Regions from separate parts of the Mus musculus genome. Here region 1 is linked to region 2. The links are chromatin loops, found by intact Hi-C in ENCODE. Cell type or tissue: heart. All regions are shown on one strand. Links, peaks and the distances in the headings refer to the core of each region. The heading gives the core; the rest is flanking DNA.

The links. Hi-C counts contacts between places; a loop is a spot of excess contacts. Peaks named below come from ENCODE experiments on the same cell type or tissue, not always from the same donor. Only the 100,000 strongest peaks of a DNase experiment are listed, where the experiment ranks them.
Region 1: a loop joins it to region 2, with 2.7 times the contacts of the local background. A loop is called at or near these places in 1 of 42 quality-filtered maps.

The regions. Positions count from the first base shown.
Region 1 is chr10:93,763,684-93,780,791 of GRCm38, reverse strand. It overlaps the pseudogene Gm3571. Among named protein-coding and RNA genes, the nearest start is that of Gm26239, 35 kb to the left of the region's middle. In heart, for the core only: no CTCF peak of the experiment used is centred there; no DNase peak of the experiment used is centred there.
Region 2 is chr10:93,706,569-93,709,068 of GRCm38, reverse strand. Ntn4 (netrin 4) reads right to left here. Exons shown (of 10, transcript NM_021320.3): 4 at 1,665-1,791. Among named protein-coding and RNA genes, the nearest start is that of Gm15915, 24 kb to the right of the region's middle. In heart, for the core only: no CTCF peak of the experiment used is centred there; a DNase peak (open chromatin) is centred at 1,508; H3K4me3 peaks cover 776 bases.

The sequences.
Region 1 (17,108 bases), core at 6,857-9,356, 65 kb before region 2:
GCGTGCGTGCGTGTGTGTGTGTGTGTGTGTGTGTGTGTGTGTGTGTGTGTGTGGCTCTGGCTGTCCTGGAACTCACTCTATATCAGGTTGGTCTCAAACTCACAGAGATCTTCCTGCCTCTGCCTCCCAAGTGCTGGGATTAAAGACATGCACCAACACTGCTCAGCTTATTTAAATTCTTTTAAAGTAAATTCTAATTTTAATTATTTTAATCTTTCTGGAACTGATCTTTGTGTACGGTATGACATGAGGGTTTTTTGCTTTTGTTTTGTTTGTTTGTTTTTATATCTGCAGCAGCGTACCTTAACAGCATTTATTGAATATTATATTCTGTGGGGTTTTTTGTTTGTTTTGTTTGAGACAGGTTCTCTCTATGTAGCTTGCTCTGTGACATGGCTGACTTTGAACTCGCAGCATTCTTTGCGTCTTGGCCGGGATGACAGGTGCATACCACCGCATCTGCCTCGGTTATATCCTTGATCCCCTAACAGTATGGGATTCAGCTTTCTATAAAGGTTCCCAACCACCTTGTAATCAAAGTAGCAGGGGGTGCATTAGAGGGATTCGCTCAATGAAAAAAAAAACATTTAAAAAGGTCTCATAAGAAGTAAATGATGGGATAAGTCAATCAAATGGACAGAGTGGAAGTTGGCTCCATTGATTTTGCTGTGCTTTTCTTACAAACCATCCAGTCAAGTAACCTACCATGGGACCACATCATTAGAGAAGCTTGTAGGGTAACGTTTATGAAGTTTCGTTAATCAGCAAATACAGCTTTTTCGGTAGTGCAGGGCAAGTGTAAGATGGTGTTTCTTTTATGAAAAGCTGGATGTTCTAGGAAAAAAAAAACAAACAAACAGGAATCTACACGGGCCTAGAAATGTTGTTAAAAGCAATGGGGTGGACAAACGCAGGAGACAGTAATGTGGAGAGTCCATGATCTTGTGAATTCTAGCTGCTGAAGCTGGATTCAAAGCTTCCAAAGAAAGCTGTCTGACTTCTTTTTTTTTTTTTTTTTTGTTGGACAATAATTTATTGAGACCCCTCCCTCCCAGCCTCTCCAATTCCGGGGTCACTTTCTCCGTTTGTAGATCTTGTTTGCAAGTTCCATGAAGATGGATGGGGGCAGGGGCGCAGAGCACTGCTCTATGAGACTCTTGAGGTGGTTGTAACTGTCTTCCTCATACTTGAAGAAAGCAGACTGCAGATCCAGCGCCTCATACAGTGCTTTCACCCGAGCCACTTTTTCTGGGTCCTTCTGCCCATAATTCTCCTCTAAGATCTGGCACTGTTGAGGAGAGGCTCGTAGCAGACACTGAACCACCAGCCAGCTGCATTTGTTGTCCTGGATGTCAGTGCCGACCTTTCCCGTCACACTGGGGTCTCCAAAGAGATCAAGGTAGTCGTCCTGGACCTGAAAGAACTCGCCCATCTCCATCAGGATCTTCAGGGCATTGGCGTGTTCCTTCTCCCCATCAATGCCTGCCATGTACATAGCGGCCGCAATAGGCAGGTAGAAAGAGTAGAAAGCTGTCTTGTACTTGACAATCGATTTGTACCTCTTTTCAGTGTATCTACCAAGATCCACATGGCCCTGGGGTGCTGTCATGAGGTCTAGAGTCTGCCTGATCTCTGTCTGATAGGAACTCTGCAGAAAGCTCCAGCAGGTTCAGGTAGTAGGGCTGCTCCCTGCAGTAGAACTTCAGCAAACGATAGATGGAGGCTTCCAGAAGCAGAGCGTCGTTGATGGCATCTAAGCCTATGCCTGGCTTCTGATACCAGCAGATCTGTCCCCGGCGAGTGAGGGAAGAGTCCATGATGTCATCTGACACAAGGAAGAAAGCCTGGAGCAGTTCTACACACCAGCCCACTGTCAGGGCCTGCTGAAGACTCTCAGCATCCTGTTTCTTCGGCTCTACCAGCTCCTGGAAGGCTTGTACCACAGTCAAACCCCGGTTGTACTTGCCTCCTAAGGCATTGTACTCTAGGACCTCCTTGAGCCGGGCAATAGCATCCCCTATCTCTGGGTGTCCCAGCTCCTTCTCAGTCAGCACCTTGACGATCTGGGAGAAGTGCTGGATGAAATTCTGCTTTTCTTGGTTATAAGCATCCAATTTCTGGTTCCCATTCATTCTGACAGAGGAGCTAAATGCTCTGTTCTTCAACTCGGATTCTCCCGGGCAGCTGTCTGACTTCTGACTTATGTACTCAGCTAAGAAAAAGAACAACAGCAACAACAACACTACTCCAAATACAGAAAACACTTGGCCCATGCTTTCATTTCCCTAGAAACTGTTCCGTTGGTCTTAAAGGAGTTGAAGCAGTCCAGCAAACTTTTGGCCAAATGCAGTGTCACCATTAGATTCTGTATATCACACTTCCCAAAACAAGTGTCATGGAAGCTTTTGTAAGAGTAGCTTAGCATAGTAGGGCAGAATATACGTGTATACCCACGCATCCGTTATTTAGCTATTTCAGTGAATGCTTACTACACTGTCCTTTTTTGAAAAAAGTCCACAAGAACATTGGGTTGTATTGATCATCATCTGTTTGATAGTTGATAGTATTTAAAGATTTCAAAATAATTCTTTTTCATGAATGGATCAAGGTTGTTCTGTTTCAGATATTGCTTCTTCTTTCTCCTCCTCCTCATTTACATATTTATTTGTTTGTTCATCTACCCACCCACTCATTCATCCATCCATTTATCCATCCATCCATCCATCCATCCATCCATCCATCCATCCATCCATCCATCCATCCATCCACCTATCCATCCACCTATCCATCCATCCATGCACCCACCCACTCACCTATCCATCCATCCATCCATCCATGCACCCACCTACCCACCTATCTATCCATCCAGGCACCCACCCACTCACCTATCCAACCATCATCCATTCATCCATCCATCCAACCAACTATCTTTATTTTTGTCAGAGTCTCCTGTAGGGAGACTGGTCTTGAACCCCTAATTCTCTTGTGCCACCCTCCCCCCCCCACCCCCCGATGTTCAAGGTTTTGGGCTCAATGCTTGCCTTTTCTTGTGTAGTTTTGTTATTTCTCTGTACTTTAGGAAGGAGATGTAATAGCTATTATCTTTATTTTACTCTTCCTGGATGTTTGATTACTAGCCTCTGCCCTCAATATCCCTAATAATTTAGGGCAGGCAAACCAGCATGGCCTCCAGAGGGCGCTGGAGTCTCTGTGAAAACTCCCAAGTGGCCTAAGTTACCGAGACAGGCAGGTTGGAGGATTCCTGATTGGCATCCTAAGCTCTGCTCTGTCTCTTGAGTGTCAACTCCAGGGTTAGAGTCCCTGTTTCGTCCTTGGGGATATTACTGCCCCGCTGGACCTTGTCGGCAAGAGGGTGATGGTGGATCAGAACGCTTTCCTGAACGAACCTTTTCTCAGGATCCTAGCAATAGTGAGGCTCAGCTCTGTTGCCCCAGGGAGGGTACAGGACCCCCAAGGCGGTCTGGGCTCAGGGACTGTGGCCCGAGACAGATCCCAGAACACTCTAAAGTAGTTTTAGGAAGCAAGCTTTGACATCATCGTTGGAAAATACCAGGGCTTCAACTTCTAGTCCCGAGTAAGTGAAAAGCTGTTTTAAATCAACTCAACTCAAGAAAGCCACTGCTGACCTTGTGCCCTCAACTTTGTGAACTAAGAAACGTTCATATGGAATAGCTGTCATTAATAAGGGCGAGCCAAAGGTTAGTAATGCCCAGGGGATGGCTTTCATTGTTCTGTAGTATTTGTTTCCCTTCTATGACATTCAGTGGCTAAGGGAACCACGTGGTTCTAGTATGTGGTCTGGGAGCCCATCACTAATGGCATTCTTGGAACAGCAGTTGGCCTTACCGAGAGAAATCCTTGTGGGGGGTTATAAAACGTCAAGGTTATAAACTTCATGGGGTTCTCAGGCCAAGGAGGAATTTTTATTAATTCTTTAAATGCAAATGCCCAGCAAAATCTCCACCTGTCACACCCCCTGCAGAGCTCCAGGTAGGAAAGAATTGCAACCTTCTCAGCTGGGGGCCAGGACTGGGGAAAACCTGATCGCTCAGAGAAGAGCTCTGCTGTCAAATAGTTCAGTGGAAAAGGCTGCTTTAGACCCAGTTCCTTCCCTCCAAGAACTGTATCAAACAGACGTAAAATAGAGGAATCCCTCTATCTCTCTAGCACTCCATGGTGGGACACGGTTCATAATGAAACCCACACGAACCCTGGCAGGCACCCAGGGTGGTAGGTAAATTGTTAACTATTTTCTGACGACAGTAAATTGTGTGTGATTTAAAGCAAAACCTCTTCACTTTAAATCTGTGCCTCACAGACTTATCTCAGATGTTCCTGCATACTCCCACCAAGAGTACAACTATCTGGTCTCCATTATTTTTTTTTGTATATAAGGAAGAAATGTCTAGCTATAGAAAAACAAATCGACATGTGCCAATCATCTTCATATTCTGACCGAGGACATATTGGGTTGTTTTCAAAGATCTGTCTGTCTTCTTATGATCAAGTCAGTATTGTACAAATTTCACATTTTATCATGTCCCTGTAAGCGGGCCTGTGTGCTTTTGTTTATAATGCATATAGAGAAAGCTGCAGGCTAAAGGAGCTATTCTGTACCAGTGTGTCCTAGTCTAAGGCAGTGGTTCTCAACCTTTGGGTCATGAACCCTAGGGCGGTTAAGTGACCCATTCATAGAGGTCACATATCAGATACTCTACATAGCAGATAGTTGCATTATGATTCATAAGTGTAGCAGAAAAATTACAGTTCTGAAGTAAGAATGAAATAATCTTATGGTTGGGAGCACCACAACACGAGAAAAGGTCCCAGCATTAGGAAGGCTCAGAACCACTAGTCTACAGGCTGAAGGTTCGCCACCCTATGTGTGTGCATTGTGCATTGTGTATAAACACATAAACATATGTTTGGTCAGTTTTTCTCTCCTCCTCCTCCTCCTCCTCTTCCTCCTCCTCCTTCTTGAAGTTCTATGTAACCCTGACTGGCCTGGAATTTGCTGGGCTCCTTCTGCGGGTGGCTCCTGAGTGCCGAGGTTATGGGTATGTACCACGAGAGGACACCCGAATAGCATCTCTTTTACTCACCTTTGAATCCTCAGTGTTTTACCTCGGTGCCCAAAGTAGACATTCCACAAGTAAGTAAGCAAAGGAATGCACATGCTTTTCTTTTTCAACGTATTTATTATTTACTTGCTTATTTGTGTGTGTCTGAAGACAACTCTGTGGGTAGGAGCTGGTTCCCTCCTTCCACCTGTAGTCTATCTGTTGTCTTGATGTTTACTCCAGGCTGAGTGGCCCACAAACTCCTACGAGACTCTCCACCTCCTCCTCCTCCTCTCCTCCTCTCCTCCTCCTCCTCCTCCTCCTCCTCTCCTCCTCCTCCTGCTCCTCTTGCTCCTGCTCCTCCTGCTCCTCCTCCTCCTCCTGCTCCTCTTGCTCCTGCTCCTCCTGCTCCTCCTCCTGCTCCTCCTGCTCCTCCTCCAGCTCCTGCTCCTCCTGCTCCTCTTGCTCCTGCTCCTCCTCCTCCTGCTCCTCCTGCTCCTCCTCCTGCTCCTCCTCCTGCTCCTCCTCCTGCTCCTCTTGCTCCTGCTCCTCCTCCTCCTCCTGCTCCTCCTGCTCCTCCTGCTCCTGCTCCTGCTCCTCCTCCTGCTCCTCCTGCTCCTGCTCCTGCTCCTCCTCCTGCTCCTCTTGCTCCTGCTCCTCCTCCTGCTCCTCCTCCTGCTCCTCCTCCTCCTCCTCCTCCTGCTCCTCCTCCTGCTCCTCCTCCTCCTGCTCCTCCTCCTCCTGCTCCTCTTGCTCCTGCTCCTCCTGCTCCTCTTGCTCCTGCTCCTCCTCCTGCTCCTCTTGCTCCTACTCCTCCTGCTCCCCCTGCCTGCTGCTCAGTGCTGGGACTAAAGACATACACCACTGGTGCTGAGCGACTTTTCATCTTCTTTTTTTCTTTTTAAAGATTTATTTATTTACTTATTTATTTAATGTATATGAACAGATGGTTGTGAGCCTTCATCTTCATGTGGTTGTTGGGAATTGAATTTTTAGGACCTCTGCTCCTTCTGGTCAACCCCGCTCACTCCAGTCAACTCCTCTCACCCAGTCCCTGCTCGGTCCAGCCCAAAGATTTATTTATTATTATACATAAGCACACTGTAGCTGTCTTCAGATGCCCCAGAAGAGGACGTGAGATCTCATTATGGGTGGTTGTGAGCCACCATGTGGTTGCTGGGATTTGAACTTAGGACCTTTGGAAGAGCAGTCAGTGCTCTTACCTGCTGAGCAATCTCGCCAGCCAGACTTTCCGTCTTCTTGATGGCATTACTATTTCTCTGTGGTGGGAACCTTTGAACTCCTCTCTTCTGGCTTTTCATTTATTTTTAAGATTATAAATAATTACATCATTCCTCCCTTCCCTTTTCTCCCCCCTCCCCGCCCCCAATCTTCTGGTTCTTTATAAGACATGAATTATAGACTGGGCTGGTGCCACACTCTTAATCAAAATTTAGCTAAAACCCAAGCTTAAAACAAAAGATTCAGGTATTCAGGTACAAGCAAACACCTCCCTGAGCAGTTTCCTAGCCTAGCCAAAGGGAGGCTAAATCCCTTTGAGAGGAAGCCTAGTCATCTGAGCAGCAGGTAGCTAGCAGAAGAAGAACCTCTGTGCACAAGCCAGAGCTAAATGCAGCAGCAGTGTGATCCAGAGCTGGGGTGGGTAGGCTCAGCTCCCACTAGGTACTCCCAGGTGTGAGGCTGGGCTCTCACGGAAGGGCAAATAATGGCTCCAACCCAAAACCAGGCAACAGCACCCTTCTAGACTGAGCCTAAGGGGTGGTGTCAGCTACCATGTCTTATGGTGACACCTCAGCTGCTCAAGAAGTTGAGGCAGGAGGATCAGGAGTTTGATGCCAGCAAGTTAGAGAGACCCTATCTCCAAGAAAAGGAAGAAGGAGGAGGAGGAGGAGGAGCAGCAGCAGTTGCAGCAGCATTCCCAGTTCAGGAGGAAAAAAATATATTTATATATTTATATATATATAGGTATAAGCCATAGTGACCCTACTGTATATTAGAACATTGGTCTCCATTTTCCTAGGTAACTGTATTTAGACTTCTTCAGTATATTCAAGTGTTGGCCTAAATGTGAAACATAAATTTATTTAAAAGCATCATTAAATTTACATTTTTGTCAACATGATTTCTTTCTTATGCAGCAAAATAAAGATAATAGGACTGATGGCACGGACCATCAGTCTCAGCACTGGGGAGGCAGAGCAGGTGGATCTCTGTGAACTGGCACCCAACCTTATCTGCATAATGAATTCCAGGACTGATAGGTTTATGTAGAGAGACCCTGTCCCCCATCTTACCCAACCCCCGCTCCCCAAAACAAAGAAACAGAAAAACCAAGAAAAAAAAAACATAAAAATGACTACTTTCATTACTATGGTAGTTTATTTTGTTTCTTAAGCGGGTTTCATGTATCCCAGGCTAGCGTGGAACTCATCATTATGTTATGAAGATGACCTTGAACTCCTGACCTTCCTATCTTTTTGAGACAGAGTTTAGCTCTATAGCTCTGGCTGTCCTGAACTCACTGTGTAGACCAGAATGTCCTCAAACTTGCAAAGCTCCTCCTGTCCCCTTAGGGCTGAGGGGACAATCATATGCCACCACGCACAGCAGCTGAAGATGATTTCAACTGTGCAGGACTGTTGGCTTGCTCAATATGACTTCTTTTGATACAAGTAAGAATGGGTTGGTTTCAAAAGTAAGTTTGGAGCCACACGTGGTGGCACAGGCCTTTAATCCCAGTGCTAGGTAGGCAGGGGAGGGCAGACCTCTGTGAGTTGGAGGATCTCTGTGGGTTCGAAGCCAGCCTGGTCTACATAGTGAATTCCAGGACAGCCTTGCGACTTAGTGAGACTTTGTCTCACCTCATCTTTCCTCCGACCAAAGAGTGATATTCTATTTCTCTCCCTCTACTCAGTTCCCCAACACCCCAGAATATGTCCTGCCCTCTTGACCTCTTCTTAACTACTCCCCATATAGTCATGTGTGGTCCAGTGTAGAAGAGAGTTCAAGTTGTACCCCTCAGTCATATGTGAGCCTTAGACAGCTTTAAAGCCCAACGTTCTATCCTTCCTTCCTTCCTCCCTCCCTCCCTCCCTCCCTCCCTCCCTCCCTCCCTCCCTCCCTCCCTTCCTTCCTTCCTTCCTCCCTCCCTCCCTCTCTTCCTCCCTCCCTCCCTCCTTCCCTCTCTTCTTTCTTTTTCTTTCATATTATTGAAGACTAAACCTAGACCCTTACATATCCTAGGGCCTAGGCAGATGCTCTACAGTGCAGCTGTATCCCCAGCTCCTTACTGTTTCTCTTCCCTCTCTTTTCTTTCTATGTGTCTTTTTATCAGACATGTGAGGCATACCCTAGAAGAAAACAAAGCAAAGCCACACTCTGTCCCGCCTGCTTTCCCCTACTCCCTCTTTTCTCTCCATGGCTTTGCTGTGACTATTATCTGAGTGACTATTGACTTCCTTCCGGGATTTTTTTTTTTTCAGAGTGATCCATCTTCATTAAAGGTTGCACGCCTTTCCACCAGACTCCTGGCTTTACATTTTGATGAATAATTATTATCCTTAGAACACAGTGGGCCGCTGCGAGGTCACACTCTAATGAATGCCAGAGGAGGATTGACTACCGAGAGAAACACAGAAAACAAAACGAGCCGGTTGGCACTGCCAGCCCATACTTGGCTGCCTCCTGTGTTTCCCTGATTACCAGAGCCAGAATTAGCTGTGAGTGGGAGGCCATGCTTTTTTTCCCCGTAGCTCCCACTCCATGTTGATTCACATGGGCCATTTCAAAAGGATCCACAAGTCCAAAATTATTTGTAATGAACACAAATACTTCATTTCTAATTTTGGTCTTTTATTAAGGTCTACAAAGGAATTTGTGTACTTGATAGTTAAATAAAGTATTATGGGAACTAATATCTAAATTTGACTCTTTTGACCTGCTCCCAGGAGTCCTTTCTTAGATGTAATATTGAAAGTTTAGCTCCTTGGAAGTTGTTTTCATAAGTGATGCCTTGGTCAAACCTTCTCATACCATGGCACGGAGTCAAAAAGAGCTGCTTTGACCTGTTTGTTTTTTTCCCCCAACCTCATTTCAAAAAAGTTGCTTCTGTTTATTCAAAATTTATCTGTATTTTTATAATTCCTTTGACTCTTGTTCTAAGAATTATCTAAAAGAATAAATGTAAACCATCTAGCCCTACCTGGGAGTCCAGAGCTGAGCTTAGCAAGACTGACCCCATTAAGAGGCCAGTGCTCAGGCTGGTGGAGACCTTCCACACTGAAAGCCACCTATTCATTTGTCCCGTCCTTTTCAGCAACACAGGAAATGCCCATGCCATTTCTTACCAGCAGGAAACAATGCTGATTTTTCTTTTACGGAAAACAGGAAACTCTATTGGTCATTATCTCACATAAATCATCTACATTCATACTCCATGATAGGCTGTAGAGAATTCTGGGATAGTAGAAAGACCTCTGGTCATGTGATCTGTTTCCACAATAGCCCTTTATACTCATGTTAAAGAGTCTAAGTTTACTCTTGGACATCTTCTTACAACGTGGCATTTTCCCTTCTGGAGTTTCCCACCTCCCTGGTGGGGAACAGAAAACATTCCTTTCCTCTCCAAAAGCCCTTGAAAAGTGTCCATAGTGCACGGGTTATACTTGCTGTCCTGCGCATATCGAGGACACTACTGACTGCCATCAATACACCACTGCTTTCTCCTACAACTTTCAGATAAAAGGAGACATGGAGGAAGAAAGGTGTCTTAGTCAGGGTGTTCTTGCTGTGAAGAGACACCCCAACCATAGCAACTCTTATAAAGGAAAACATTCAAATGGGGCTGGTTTACAGTTTCAGAGGTTTAGCCCCTCATCATCATGGGGTGCATGAAGGCAGCATGGTGGCATGAAGGCAGACATGGTGCTGGAGAAGGAGCTGAGAGTTCTACATCTTGAGCAGCAGAAGGAGATTGTTGCACACTGGGCATAGCTTGAGCATCTGAGATTTCAAAACCTGTCCCCACAGTGACACACTTCCTACAATAAGGCCACATCTATTCCAAGGAAGCCACATCTCCTGACAGTGCCACTCCCCATGAGCTAAGCATTCTAACACATGGGTCTATGGATGTCATTCCTATTGAAAGCACCACAAAAGGTTGACTTGATTTCAGGGCTTGTGCCATGCTTGGTTGGCACCATAGCTTTTGAACCTATGGCAAGGGAGAACAAATCGTGGAGTCGGGCAGCGGAGGGAAAGGTTTATCTCATGGAAGCACATAAACAGAGAGAAGGGTTCATAGAGCCCAGGACATCCTTCAGGGGTACATCCCTAGACACCCCAGCTCCTCACAGTAGGCCCTCTAAACGTTTTATCACCTTCCAATCACACCACAGGCTACCACTCAACCCTTTACTACAAGGGTTTGGGAGAACACTCCTCCAAATTATAGCTCGTGCCTGCTTCAGCTCTTGATTTGGCCGAGAACAACTATGAGAAGTACTTTTGAGACAAACAGGAAATTAAACACTGGCTAGATGATATTAAACTATGACTGTTAGTTTTGCCAGATATGGTCATTGTACTGGAGTTATAGTAGCCAGAACCACTCTCTATTAGGGAGATAAATAACTACTTAGAGCTGAAATGATTTTAAAAAGTTCGATATTTGCCTTAAAATATTCCAAAAAGAATAAAATAAGATTGGATAAATGATAATTGTTTAGAAAAATAATTTTTATGTGAATAAATGTTTTGTCTGTCTGTATGTCTCTGTACCACATGCATGCCTGGTGCCCATAGAGCCTAAAAGGCGGTATCAGATATTTTGAAACTTGAGCTACAGATGGTTGTAAACCACCATGTGGGTGCTAAGAATTGAGTTTGGGTCCTTTGGGAAGAGTAGCCAGTGTTCTTAACTGTTGAGCCATCTCTCCAGCTCCAAGGATAAATCCCAATTATTAAAGCTATGAATAGTGAGATTCATTACATTATTTGCTTTAATTTTACATATGTTTTAAAATGGCACAAACTTTTGAAAAAGTTTGAAAAGGATTAAAAAGTTTATGTATCTTTATTGTTGTGATTGTGTGTGGGTGCTTGCACATACATGAGTGTACCCCACGTGGGCCAGAGGAGTGGGATCCCTGGATCTGAAATTACAGGTGATTTTGAGTAATCAAGCAGGTGCTGGGATTTGAACCTAGGTCCTCTGCAAGAGCCGCCAGTCCTCTTAACCACTGAGCCATCGCTCCAGCCCAAGACAGTTTTTGTTTGTTTGTTTTGTTTATTAGAAAAAGAACATAGCCTTTATTTTTTATTTTATTTTATTTATTTTTCTACTAATACATTACTGTAATAGAAACAGAGAAGATATACTATGCAGTCAGGGTCTCACCTATTGGACTGGCTGGTTTTGTGTGTCAACTTGCCACAAGCTGGAGTTATCACAGAGATAGAAGCCTCCCTTGAGGAAATGCCTCCATGAGATCCAGCTGTAAGGCATTTTCTCAATTAGTGATTAAGGGTGGGAGGGCACACTGTGGGTGGTGCCATCCCTGGGCTGGTGGTCCTGGGTTCTATAAGAAAGCAAGCTGAGCAAGCCAGGGGAAGCAAGCCAGTAAAGAACATCTCTCCATGGCCTCTGCATCAGCTCCTGCTTCCTGACCTGCTTGAGTTCCAGTCCTGACCTCCTTTGGTAATGAATAGCAATGTGGAAGTGTAAGCTGAATAAACCCTTTCCTCCCCAACTTGCTTCTTGGTCATGATGTTTGTGCAGGAATAGAAACCCTAAGACATATGTTATTTTTAATAATAAAGCAACCCAATACATGACTAAAGCAGGATCTTTCTATATTTTATTAGTAACTATTACGTTTCAGGTGATTTAGAAATCATGACTCTGCATGGCAGGTCATATAATTTCTCTTGTGTTTAAAGAAACAGAATTTCCCGGATCAAAACAGGTAGCACAATTAACAGTGCCAGCGAAGCCTGAGGTTTGGACACACTCTTGTCTAAATCCAAAGGCCATGCTCTCTCTCTCTCTCTCTCTCTCTCTCTCTCTCTCTCTCTCTCTCTCTCTCTCTCTCTCTCTGCCACCCAGCCTCTCATTCTCTTGGTATTTGGGGCCTTGTTAACTATTGGCAGCTAAGTCAACTACTAATTAGAGTAATTCTCCGAAAATGTTAATCAGAGCATGTTTCTTTTCTGCAGAAAAATTTCCAGCTCGCACGGAGTCGAATCCAAACGGCTGCAGAGTTTTACAGTGCCTTTCTGGGGTTCCCTCCCTCTTTGGCACCGTATTCTGCTTCCTTTCTTTCAGCTTCCTCTTTGCTTGCTCTGCTGTGGCCCCGCTAACATCTTAAATACTTCCCACAACGTATGGAGCATCCTGCTTCTGTTCATGCCGTGGTGTTTACTCTGCCCACTTTCTTCTCCTTCTTCTCAGTCCTTCAGTCTCTGTTCCAGTCTTTTCCTCGGAGAAGACTCCCTGGCCATCCCTATGAAATTGCCCCTCCCATATCGCGTTCCCTTTGACTCTCTGCGCCTATCATTGATTGACAGCTGAGTGAATTTACTTGTCCATCTCTCTACAGTTTAATGCAGACCGGCAGGGATGGGGGGGTGTACTTATTTTTTACTTCTATATTACTCTAGCACCTAGTATAATAACTGGCACATCATAGCTGCTCAATAACATTTGTTATATCATTGGATAGTTTGCCTTCATCAGCTGACCTGGCTCTCTGTGTGACATAACCCCATGCCAGGCAACCTATGAGACCGGAATGGAATCATCAGTAGGGGCAGGCAGAGCTCTCTGATCCTGTTTTAAGTCGTGGATATTGCTGGGGGGTGAAGGTGGGGGGGGTAGGGAGTGAGGGGGTAGGGGATGGCGGGTTGGGGGGAGGGTAGTTTGCGGTCTACTCACAACATATCTCCTTGTATGATATATGAGCAAGTTTCCTAGTTCTGTTTGGTCTTAATTTTATCATGGGTAAAACAGATACAACAACTGTTAGGTAACTACGTAGGGAATTAAGTTAGACACTTCGATCCCCCTTTCAGGCTAAGTAGAGAACTCCCTCCTCAGCTCCATCACCGGCCTTTGCTTTCCCAATCCCAGACAGCTGATTAGTCAGCCAAGGGCTCTGAAAGGCCTTTGGCTAGGAACTCAGGATTTATGAAAGCCACTGTTTCTCTCTTTCCCATCCGAGCCTGTAGATGACAGGGGATAGCCTCTCTGATTTATTGAATTAGCACTGCCAGTGTGGCTTTTGGTGCCAGATGAACACTTCCCAGTTTGATAAGAATCACTTGATAATGGGGATTAGATATAAAGATGACAGCTGGATCTTTCACGTTCTTCTTCTTCTTCTTCTTCTTCTTCTTCTTAACCCAACCCCTCTGCCGTGCCAAACATTTACACAAAGACTTAGTGTTCTCACACTTTTCTAGGACTTAACAAATTCATTATTTTTATGATGTAACCTCTAAACACTAAGAGACATTGGCTAGGAGTTAAAGTATTTTTTTAATGGAGCAAAAAAAAGAAAATGGATGTATTGGTAAAAACAATGTTTTAATCCCATGCAGTTTTGATTTCAGGTTGAGCGGAGAGTAGACCAACCACAGGAATGTACATTAACAAAAGGAATAAGCTAATTAAATAGTGCACAAACGTTGTATTGTCTGGGTATTAGTGCTCGAAGGTCAGGCCTTAGTTTACAATGGCAAAGGGGAGGACTATTAAGGGAGGATTGTTTGATGAGGATCTTTTTGTGCCACAAGTTATGCGCAGGTTAAGATAATCAACACTCGTCCCCCCACCTCTGTGAATAGAATCATAAAGAAGAGAAATCTGTGCTTTGCATGTTTCTTGAATACTGCATTTTGCCACTTAGCTCACAGGATCTCGGGCAGAGGGATGGAGGCAGAAGAAGAGATGTGCTTTCACCGGGGCTGAGATCAGGAGTGGATGGTCGAGCCAGGTCGCTATAATAAGGAAGACAGGCTGGCCCTGGTTCCTGGGTTTTAAGACATCGCCAAAGAGAACACACACAAGCATGATACCATGTGTACCTTTCCCCTGCCATCTTTAAACAAATACAGCAAACAGGTCCAAAAGCCCAAAGGTGGGTCTGGCGCAAGAAGCTGCGTTTCCTGGTGACGGTACTCTGTGTCTTGGCATTTAGTCTGTGTTTATGGTCAAAGCAGCAGACATGAGGTAATGAAGCAAAGATGGGGAACACACAGTAATCACCATACCGTAAAGACACTGTGTACTCTGGGCCTTTTTTTTTGGAGGCTGGAGGAGGCTGGACTGCATCTGCTTTGGGTCCTTTGGTGGCCAAGGCTTACTCTACTCATCTGTCCATAATTGCCCAGTGTTGCACCATAGCTACTGGAGGGCAGTGAGAGCCGAGAAAAGCAGATGATGTAATCAACCTGTCAGGGATACCTGTCAGGACTGGTGGTGATAGCCGCCAATGCCAGGAACTCCTTAGTCTTAGACACGAGGCGCTCAGTACTTGTTCAGTGTCTGACTTTTACGTGGGCACAGGTCACGGGTTCTGTCTTAGTTGCTTTTCTCTGTAGACCAGGTTGACCTTGAACTCAGAGATCCGTCTGCCTCGGCTTCCCAAATGAAGGGATCAAAGGCGTGCACCACCGCTCCCTGGCTTTTCTTGGTTACTTTCTATTGCTGTGACAAGACACCATGACCAAGGCAACTAATAGACTGTTAATTGATGTACGTTGAAGGAACAAAGGCATGGCAGCCACAGCTGAGAGCTTACATCTTGATCTATAGGCAGGAGGCAAAGAGTGTGTGTGTGGGGGGGCGTGGACAAGGGGGTGTGTTAGGGGGAATGGTTTGAGTCTTTTGAAGCCTAAAAGCCCACCCCATGTAACATACTTCTTCCAACAAGGCCACACCTCCTGAAATTTCCCAAACAGGTCCACCAGCCAGAGACCAAGTATTCAAACATTTGAGCCCACGAGGACCATTCTCATTCAAACCACCACAGGCTGGGTTCCTTTATCGGCAAACCTCAGTGGGTTTTAGGTATGCTTTGGAACTGAGATGTCTGTATTTGTAAACATGCTCTTGTTTCATCTACAGGGGAGAGTAGGAGCTGGTGTCATGGAGCAAAGGCTATAATAACATAAAGGGATGTATGACTGAGGGAGAGTCGGTGAGCCCATTTCCTCCCTCGGGGACCCAAAGGATTGTGTGTAAGTGACAGCTTTGAGTGTGTGTATGCAAATTTGTCTGGATACCTTATTAATTTGTTAATTCAAAAGTTATTACCTTCATTTATATTTGTGTGCACATGTGTGTGTGCATGCCTGTATGTGTATGCACATATATGTGTGTGTTTTGTGTGTATGCACATGCCACAGTGCATGTGTGGGACTCCCAGGTTTAGGACTCAGTACCCTCTGAGCCATTGTTTTTGCCTCCTATAGTTTCTGTAGGGCCATAAGTGAGTTTCATTTAAAAGGATTCTCTTGGTGGTTCATGAGTCTAAACCTCAGCGTTTGGGGTAGTAAGAGAATCGAGAGTCCAAGATACCCAGTGAATATGAGGGCAGACTGGACTGCATGAGTCCCTGTTTTCAAAAGGCAAAATTAAGTTGGCTAAAAAAAAAAAAAAAGATTCTCTAGGAAAGTTATGAGACACTATGTCGAGTTACAGTGTGACAGAGGTATGGCAGAGTAACCCTAAGAAAGCCTACCAGGAGGTTAGTAATGAACTGTGAGGGCAGCAAAGATATTAGTGGGCAGAAGCTTTGCAGCTCAGCACAGCCATGGCTGAAGAGGACAGTGTGACATGCCAGACAAGAGACTCTGGTTCCTGCCAGGCAACAGCAATAACGTCTGGCTATCGCACTCCAAATAAAATCTATAATGAAATGGTCAGAGGGCAAAGACCAGGGCTAACGCAGTTCCTGAAGATGCCTGATGTCCCACAAAGTAAAGGCAGAGTAGAGACACTGGATAAAGGGGGACATAGTTTCCGTGATAGAGATGCAGTGCTGGGGGAAAGACTTCCAGCCAACAGCCTTGGGAAAAGGAGAGCCTGTTGAGTTCAGGGAGACAAATATTTACGGAGCGAGCGTGAGACGGGAGAATGAGTAGCTTCCCACTTTACCAAATCCTATCCTTTGTTAAAAGCAAAATGGAGACAGAGCAGAATTCTGTGTGTGCGTGCATGTGTGTGTTTGACTTGACCACTGAAACTATTTCTCCCCAGACTTCCTCCATTTTTCCAGTTAGCCAGACAACTGTCAGACAACAGGAAAAGAGCATACATAGCAACCAAAGAGGTATGTGTTATAGGAAAAAAAAAAAACCCATGGTTCTAGGAAATCAAAGAAAATCCTAGAATAGATCTAATAATGGCTTCTCAATTTTAATTATAGCTCACATCAAGAAACCTTCACATTCTAGAAACACTACCTGCTCATCTTTCTGAAGATCTCTCAGAAGCTCAGGCGTGAGAATGTAGGGGGTGGGGGGAAATCCAAAGTAAATTACTATGTAACAGTACTACTGAGATTTCATTATATGAGACACATATTGGCATATTTCCTTTATTTTTTTAATTTTTAATTTTTTTGTGGGGGGGGGGTCAAGACAGGGTTTCTCTGTATAGCCCTGGCTGTTCTGGAACTCACTCCATAGACCAGGCTGGCGGCGAACTCAGAAATCTCCCTGCCTCTGCCTCCCAAGTGCTGGGATTAAAGGCGTGCACCACCACCGCCTGACCGGCATATTTCCTTTAGACGTCTTGGAAATGGTACAAAATGAGCCATATTGTGGATGTGGTTATCGCTTGTTCACAACGTCTTGTCATTTCAGTCCCAAGCTAGAGTCACTAAAAGGACCAAAAGAGCTATTCAGTAGGACCAACATTTGAATTAAGTGCGAAGCCCCTCAGATGTGCTGGAAATGAGGAGGTTCATGGGAGCAAGAACAAAGCCTATGCCAGCTGGT
Region 2 (2,500 bases), core at 1-2,500:
GTCATCATCAGGCTTGGTGGTAAGCACCTTTACAAGTTGAGTCATATTGTTGGCCCACCTTTTCCCTTTTTATTTTGAGATCGGTCTCACTTAGTAGCCCAGTCTATCCTTGAACTCAATTTATAGCCCTGGCAGCCTTTGATCTTGGGAATCTCCTGCCTCAGCCTTTCCAAGTAACCGAGGTTCCAGGCCTGAGCCGTTAGGCCTTGTTTAAGTTATCTTCTATGAAATAACATTTCCCTGCTGCTGTCATTTTTGATAGACCTAAGGAAGTCTGGTATTGAAGCCTCCATTTATAGAGAAGGCCTCCGTGTTCCTTGTGTAATGATTTCTCAATGACATCTCTAAGCTTATCAGTCTATAGCACCCAGTGACACGCCTCTGTGTCTATGTGTATTTAGATATGCGGTGGGTTTCCATGGAAAGGACCAGAAAGGCACTCTTGGAATTTAGGAGAAATTCTTTAGATTCTCTTGATAAGTAATTTAGAATAAGAATCCAGACATCCCCTGAAGTCCAACTGTATTTGAAAAAAGCTAGTGCAATTGTTTTTCATTGTTTCCTCAATGTGTTATGATATTTTCCCAGACTCTGTGTCTTTAAAAGGCATAAGGTAATTTGATATTTGTGCTCAGAGGAAATCCTTCATATTTCTTAGAAACAAATTTGTTACGATTCCAGATTGGGTATGGGAAGAGATTTCTCAGAACTTTACTCACAGTACAAACAGCTTGCAGAGCTGCCAACAAGACGGAGTAGCAGGACCGTGTTATTTGCTTGTGTACTTTGTGGGATCTAAATGCTCTCCTTGAGACCCTGACGTGATACAAACATGAGCAGACCCAAGATTTAGAAGTCTCCATAGGACAGGCTTGGGATGTGAGCGTGTGTGTGTGTGTGTGTGTGTGTGTGTGTGTGTGTGTGTGTCTCAGAACATCTGACCACTCAGATGATAATGCACTACAGCTTGTCCAGTCTCTTGAGCGTTTTAAACTGCAAATAGAGACATGGTTCCCTTTCCCATGTCCTGTCATCCTGTATCTAATCCCCAAATGCAAATCCAAAATTAGTCCTAGTCAAGCGATGTCATTCTTGACTTCTGGTTTAATTTCGGGTCTGATCCATCCGTGAAAGGGGACCCATAATACCATGGGGGAAAGTATCTGATAGGCTCCTGAAGACATGGGGTCAAGTCTTCATCCCTTCATTACTAACTTTGGCAAGATACTTAAGCTAACTGAGCCTCGGTTTCCTGATTTCTAAAACAGGATTAACACCATCTGCTCTACTGGGTTGTTCTGGGGACTGACTGAACTTAAAGAGCCGTTTTCATGATTATCATTCGGTATCACAGCCACGGGAGCAGTCGGACTCTGTAATCCTGAGTCCACTCATGATTGTATCGTTTCATGTTCTCAAGGGGAGCATTTCGGTCCCACAAAGTACCCGAGCAAATAGACAGCACATTCTTGGCTACTCAGGCCAATTGGCAGCACTGCAGGCTGTTTCCAACGGTTGGAGTCACGCTGAGCGGTGATACGGGCTATGTTTGTATATGGCTTCTGTCACCCTCCACTTTATATTGAGTTTCAAGAGATAACAAGGAATTCAAAGATAAGTTTACTCTACAAAGAGGGCTTTGAGGAATGGATGCTGTTACTTACTTCTGCATTCGTTAGGAGCCCCTGTTCTGCCGTCCGCTGCCTCCCAGGGCCGGTCATTGTACAATGGTGCACAGTGCTGGCAGTGGCTGCCTGCTGTGTTGTGCTTACACATACACCTCCCGTGGACCTACAGACAACATTAAGTAAAGGCCGTGAGCAAAGGAGTAAGGCTGAGGGAGAAAGAAACCCTCCCTTCAACTTCTTCATACCCATTTATCTGTAAGGCACTAATTCACTTTTTTGAAGAAGTTAGCTAGCATGGGGGAAAAATTCTTTTAGTCTGTCTTGTGATTAACTCAAAGGAAGAAACAATACTTTTCCTTGACTATAGAATATATGGCTCCAGTGAGAAATTCTGCAGTATTGGCTAAGTATTTAAGTTAATTTTAATATCCTTAAATAAAAACATGCCTAGCACAAAATAATGCATTGTTACTGTAGAAAATTTAGAAACTTGTAATCTTTAAAAAAATTGATATCAACATTTGAAAAAATATATTCCTAGTGCCTTCAATGCAATGAAAGACCTTTTCTGCATAATATATTGGGAATATGTAATATGTAGCTAAGTGCTAGAGTGTGTACCCTTGGGTTCAATCCTTAGTACTCTATCAAAAAAAAAAAAGGAATATCTATGTACCTTTTAAAATATCCTTGTGTATAATCGAGTCTCTTGTAGGATAAGCAGTTTATTTGTGCAATCCCATACTTTCTTATTATAAAAGTATAAACTATTGATATATCTAGTGCTACCATGAATATCCCTATAACTAAGTATTTGTATAACTCTTTATTTCTCTTAAATATATTTCCTAGAAGTATAATTAATCAAAGGG